2 separate regions of the Homo sapiens genome follow, and region 2 is linked to region 1. Evidence: chromatin loops called from intact Hi-C (ENCODE). Cell type or tissue: OCI-LY7. All regions are shown on one strand. Links, peaks and the distances in the headings refer to the core of each region. The heading gives the core; the rest is flanking DNA. Region 1 overlaps FARP2 (FERM, ARH/RhoGEF and pleckstrin domain protein 2). Region 2 overlaps FARP2 (FERM, ARH/RhoGEF and pleckstrin domain protein 2).

Region 1 (2,916 bases), core at 258-2,757:
GAAGAGCCACAAAGCACAAAGCAGAAACAAAAGCAGAGCCCAATGCTGCTGCAGGGCACTATGGCCTCAGGCTGAATTGCTCCTGGAGTTTTGCTATTTAACCACTGTAAACTGTCTTGTTAAGGTGGAAAAGAGCAACGTCAGTGCCTCATTAACTGTTACAAGTGGAAAGACAGAATCTGTAGAGGGAAATGTCTTCCTTATGGTTCTAAAGCCATGGTGCCCACGCTTGCCTTCCCTTCCGTGTCTAAATCCCCTCTGGGTGGACATTACAACCCACTCACAAGAGAAAGGGGTAAGAGGGCTGTGAGCAGTAACTCGGAAGAAAGCCTTGATTGATTTTTTTTTTTTTTTTTTTTGAGACAGGGCCTCGCTCTAGCACCCAGGCTCATGCCTGCAATTCTGGCACTTTGGGAGGCTGAGACAGGAGGACTGCTGGAGCCCAGGAATTCAAGACCATCCTGGGCAACATGAAGAGAACCTGTCTCCACAAAAATTTTTTAAAAATTAGCTGGGCGCAGTGATGTGTGCCTGTAGTCCCAGCTACTCAGGAGGCTGGGGTGGGGGGATGGCTTGAGCCCAGGAGGTTGAGGCTGCAGTGAGATGTGACTGTGCCACCATACTCCAGCCTGGGTGACAGGAGTGAGGCCCTGTCTCTAAAACAGTAATAATAAAATACTTTAGCAACAAAATACCCAAGGAAAGAAAAAAGGCACAGCTGGGGCAAGCATGGTCAAGTGTGGGTAACACTGAATTTGAGGTGATGCGGGTTCCTTACATTCCTGCTTTGTATATTTTGAAAACTTCCTAAATAAAAAACTAAAGAATTATCTCTAGAAAGTGAGGTTCCATTAACACAAACCAAAAACAGCAAGATCTATTTTATAGGAGGCCTAGTAGAAGATGCCCAAGAACAAAATTTATTTAGAATCTCGCACATGAGCGAGTGATGAGATACCTCTGCTGGGGTAGGGGCATGATCCCACTCCTTAGGAAGGAACATTCCAGCTTCCACAGCATTAGCTTCACCAGGGAGCGGCCACCCCTGCCCCACAGCAGTGCTAGCTCAAAACCACCCAAACCTAACCTGCTGTCCAGACGCCAGGGTGGGTTCCCTTAAAAACAAAAAGACAACTTTGTTAGTTCACAGCATCAGCAAGGACCGTCGTCAGGCAACAGTAATGAAGGGGAGAGGAACCATCAGCTACCATATGAATACTAAGGTTTAGGAAAACGTTTTAAATGTTATCTATACTCATTTCTCCCCAGCACACAAATCCAAGGTTTATTTTTGGAGTGACAGTAAGAAAAGAAGAACCTCCCAAACAGTCCTGTCCTGACCTCAGGTTCACTGCTGCGCTTCTGTCTGTTAACATTTTCACAGGTATTTGTTAGCCAATGTAGAAAGCTGTGCCCAATGGCCCCTAAAGCATCAAGAAGGCAGGTCTAAATTACCAGGGACAGAATGAATAACAACTATACAGACTGAAACTTCTAGCTGCATAAGCAAAATGATGAGACTGCGGTTTAGGTATAACAAAGCTACAAAAATGGGAAACTGCCTGATGTGGTTAGCCACAAAACCCCTGCTGGCATCCAGCCAACACTGATGAGAAAAGGAAAACCAGCCCTTGCAAGATGCCCTCAATGGCTCAGACACCTGAGCCACGTGGTCCCTGTGCAATCACAGTAAATCCATCCAGGCAAAACATCAGAGATCTTACAATGTGAACAGGAATGAAATGTAAAGTTTCCACAAGACATTCTGGGAAGAGAATTAAACTTTAAATGTGGTATTGCACTACTAGGTAAGATCAGAAAAGAAAAACAACAAAAACCCCAACCCTATCTGTGGACTTGACAAATTGAACAGTGTCATCTAGGGCTGGCCTGAGACCGGCACTTGTGGGTGCTGAGCTGCATGGCAGTGGTTTCCCCATGACGTCCCTGGATGGACCTACCCACTCTGTGCCACAAACATCAGCCTTGACTTTTATGGTGGTTTAGACTGAGAAGCTCTCCATGTGGTACCCAGCAGGGCCCATGGCACCTGGTATGTGTTTACGGGTACGCTGGATGGGTGGGCAGGGCCACCTTGGCACACCTGCCCCTGGGACCCTTCCCATTGTCCTGGGACAGAATGATGCCCATGGTGTGTCTGGTTCTGCTTTTTTTGCAACCACGTATCTTCTAGTTCCCAATTAAGCTGAAGAAAAGAAAACAGCTCAAACTTACATAAGTGCATTTTAAACCAACGCCTCTCCAAGACCACTATCTACACACAGCACTATTTCTGGGTCTCAAGTCAATAATGAGGCAGTGGCCCTTTGACACCTTTAAAAAAAAAAATGACATGGTGCCTTTGGCACTGGGACAGTTCCAGGCATCCCCTCACCCCCAACCCCAGTGCAATGGATGACTGTCCCCCCAGAGTCCCAGTGGGACTCTTTCTCCACTTGTCTGTGCAAAAGGGTTGCTGAAGAAAAGGCTAATGTCTACGGGGGCCTTAGGGTCTCAGAGTCCCACGAGTTTGACCACAGCACACAGGAGGCCATGGCCTATGGCCATCTTTCCCAGGGTTAGGGCTGTAGAGGCATACTCAAGGTTTTGTGTAGCGCAGTGGCTGGACAAGTGAGACAAAACCTGTGTCCTAGTTAATTATAGGCAACAGGGCTCATCTTGAAAAGCAGCATCAATAGTGTAATACACATATTCTATTGAAGATCAACATGAACAGAATTGTGTAACATTCAGAATGTATAGCACCAGTTCTTACTTGAATCAAAGCATATGGCAAAAAACATAAACTACAAAGACTAATTTATCGGTCCTCTAGGAGGACTGGCTGGAGTACTCAGGTCTAAGACCGGAGGCATAGCTTTTACGTCATTCCAAGTGAAAGGTCAAATTTTTTGA
Region 2 (2,916 bases), core at 243-2,742, 69 kb after region 1:
TGCACATGAGGTTCCAACCAGGGTGCCAAATGTGTGGGTAAGGCAATCCCAGGTTGCCCAACCCTCCAAGTCAGCCTAGTAGAGCCTCCAAACCAACAAACAGACCTGTGATTTAAGCTCCATGTTTGGGATGGTTTGTTACTTAACAAAGCTAACTGATGCAGTTGTGGAGGACAGGGTACTTGGAAGCAGAATACAACCAACTTACAATATATTGAATTTTAGCTCTCCCTAAAGGTGTGTATCAGCAGGCAACACAATGTAAAAAATACCCCAAGCTGGCACAGTGGCTCACACCTGTAGTCCTAGCTACTTGGGAGGCTGAGGCAGGAGGATCACTTGAGTCCAAGAGTTAGAGGCTGGCCTGGGGAACATAGCAAGATCCTGTCTCTTAAAAAAAAAAAGTACCCCATCCAACCCAGGATATTCAGAATATGCAAGACCATTTTCTTTTGCTTCAGATAAAAGTTCTTTAATTTCTGGTAACTCTGCCAGATATCTCAAATACCAAACATGACGGTTATATTTAACTGAAACCATAATCTCAATTTATTAAAACTGACAAGCTCTAAATATTGTAAAACCTTCACAAAATGGCATCTCTTATTTTCTTAGGTATAAAATGACTCATACTCAGTAAAGGTGAATTTCTTAGAGAAGAATTTACATCTTATTTATGACTCAACAACAAATGTGTGCTTTTTTCTTCTGGGTCCTAGTTTTAGTTGATAAAGTCCAGTAGGCAGAACAAAAAAAAAAGACACTCTAAAAGTAAACCTATTAGTACAATTATTTTTCTTTCACTTTTTTTCTCTTAAATTTTGCACCTATTACAAGCCTAGACAATGGTAAATGTGTTTATTGGAGGATGACTACATGGTGGAAATTCCTCCAAACACTTGATTGAAAAGATTTGGGGCTGGGCGCGGTGGCTCACACCTGTAATTCCAGCACTTTGGGAGGCCGAAGCGGGCGGATCACGAGGTCAGGGGATCGAGACCATACTGGCTAACATGGTGAAACTCCGTCTCTACCAAAAACACAAAAAAAGAAATAAGCTGGGCATGGTGGCGGGCGCCTGTAGTCCCAGCTACTCGGGAGGCTGAGGCAGGAGAATGGTGTGAACCCGGGAGGCAGAGCTTGCAGTGAGCCGAGATCATGCCGTGGCACTCCAGCCTGGGTGACAGGGCAAGACTCCGCCTCAAAAAAGAAAAAGATTTGGGAGCCTAATTAAGTGTCCAGACTTTAACCTATTTCCTACAGGAAAGTCACCCAAGAGCTGGTGAAAGGGCAGCCGACTGCTACTCTTCAGGGTTCAAAGGTTGCCCAGCTTCAGACCTCCTTCTCTGCAACAGAAGTGATGTGGGAAGTTGGACAGACAGGTCCTACCAGTTTCAGTTACCATGGCCCTGATGAAATTATCTTTCACTTCCTCCTCAGATAAGCACTTCAGAAAAGCACCCAGGTTCCCTGAGTTCTTACACCCTCCATACTTGCCTTCAAACAACACTCAAACCCAGAGACCACCTTGCTCAGAGCTTCACTGCCCCACCCACCAAGCTCCCCTCCTCTGTGTTCCCTCTTCCCTCCTTCCCACCCCATGCAATGCATTCCGCAATAAGGTCCACAGCTCAATAATAGTTTTGTTTTCTGTGTGGCATCTTGACTCCTCAAAAGAAATTCCCAAGTGTAAATAAACCTCCTGCTAGTTTAAATTCATTCTCTTGTCCTTACTTTTGTGCCATTAAGAGCAAGAAAAGCTTCTAAAGATGTTACTTGAAAGCCAGAAAAAATTAGAAAAAAGAGAATGTATTTGTGTATTACATATGAAAATAAATAATTTTAAAAAGAACTTTTGGCTGGGCACGGTGGCTTACACCTATAATCCTAGCACTTGGGAGGCTGAGGTAGGAGGATCCCTTGAGCCCAGGAGTTTGAGGCCAGCCTGGGCAACATGGCAAAACCCTGTTTCTACTAAAAGTACAAAAATTAGCCAGGCGTGGTGGTGCATGCTTGTAATCCCAGCTACTCCCGGGGTTGAGGAGGGCGGATCGCTTGAGCCCATGAGGTCCAGGCTGCAGTGAGGCATGATCGCACCACTGCACTCCAGCCTGGGTTGACAGAACAACACCCTTTCTCAAAAAAAAAAAAAAGTAAAAGATGAATAAAAAGAACTTTCATGCTAATAACATGTAGAAAAACAAAAAAATGTTTTCTAATACATCACATGGATCTAAAAAATAGTGTTACTTAAATATTGATATATGCATATATTCTTAGTATATTTAATTGTTCTTGCTAATATTACCAGTGCAATCTTCTATCAGGGAATTTTCAAAATAAAAACTGTATTATCATTGACCTAGAAAATTAAGTTATATGTTAACACCATACAACACCTCCTGCATGACAGGCTCTGTGTGTTTGCTCAATCCTCTCACCAGCAGCTCTGAGAAAGAGGGATTATAATTGTCCCTCTGTTTCAGAAAAGGAAGCTGACACACATGGAAGCTAAGTGGCATCCCCGCATCCAGGTGGCCTGGGCCTCGCTGAGACCAGGTGGCTTAAGCTGGGAAGGTCTGGGTGTACCATCTGGCTCCAGTCTGCACCTTCCAGCAGTCTCTTAGCCAGCCTCTCACGAAAGAAGATGAGTAGAAAGACCAAATTGTACTACAATTTTAAACAAAAGATACAATACCACTTTCCAAATAAAAGGAGAAATTCAGATTTACTGTTTCTAAGGATTTTCTCATGTGTTACCAAAGCTACTCTTGATCAACTTAATATGCAAAGTCTAACCAGCAAAATGGAATTTGGTACATAATTTGACTGTTAGAAGATATAAGGAAATATGCCTCCAAAAATCATGCTTCTTACCTCAATGTCAAATATTTCCATGGTGTTGTCCAGCAGCTT

Evidence for each region. Peaks named below come from ENCODE experiments on the same cell type or tissue, not always from the same donor. Only the 100,000 strongest peaks of a DNase experiment are listed, where the experiment ranks them.
Region 2: it touches region 1 in a loop (2.2-fold over the local background); 3 of 110 quality-filtered maps call a loop at or near these places.

Annotation. Positions count from the first base shown.
Region 1 is chr2:241,442,688-241,445,603 of GRCh38, reverse strand. The region is part of intron 13 of FARP2 (FERM, ARH/RhoGEF and pleckstrin domain protein 2); the gene reads right to left. Among named protein-coding and RNA genes, the nearest start is that of MIR3133, 34 kb to the left of the region's middle. In OCI-LY7, for the core only: no CTCF peak of the experiment used is centred there; a DNase peak (open chromatin) is centred at 1,583; H3K4me3 peaks cover 563 bases.
Region 2 is chr2:241,373,252-241,376,167 of GRCh38, reverse strand. It overlaps FARP2 (FERM, ARH/RhoGEF and pleckstrin domain protein 2), which reads right to left. Exons shown (of 27, transcript NM_014808.4): 2 at 2,878-2,916. Among named protein-coding and RNA genes, the nearest start is that of FARP2, 18 kb to the right of the region's middle. In OCI-LY7, for the core only: no CTCF peak of the experiment used is centred there; DNase peaks (open chromatin) are centred at 1,407 and 2,557; H3K4me3 peaks cover 671 bases; H3K27ac peaks cover 1,777 bases.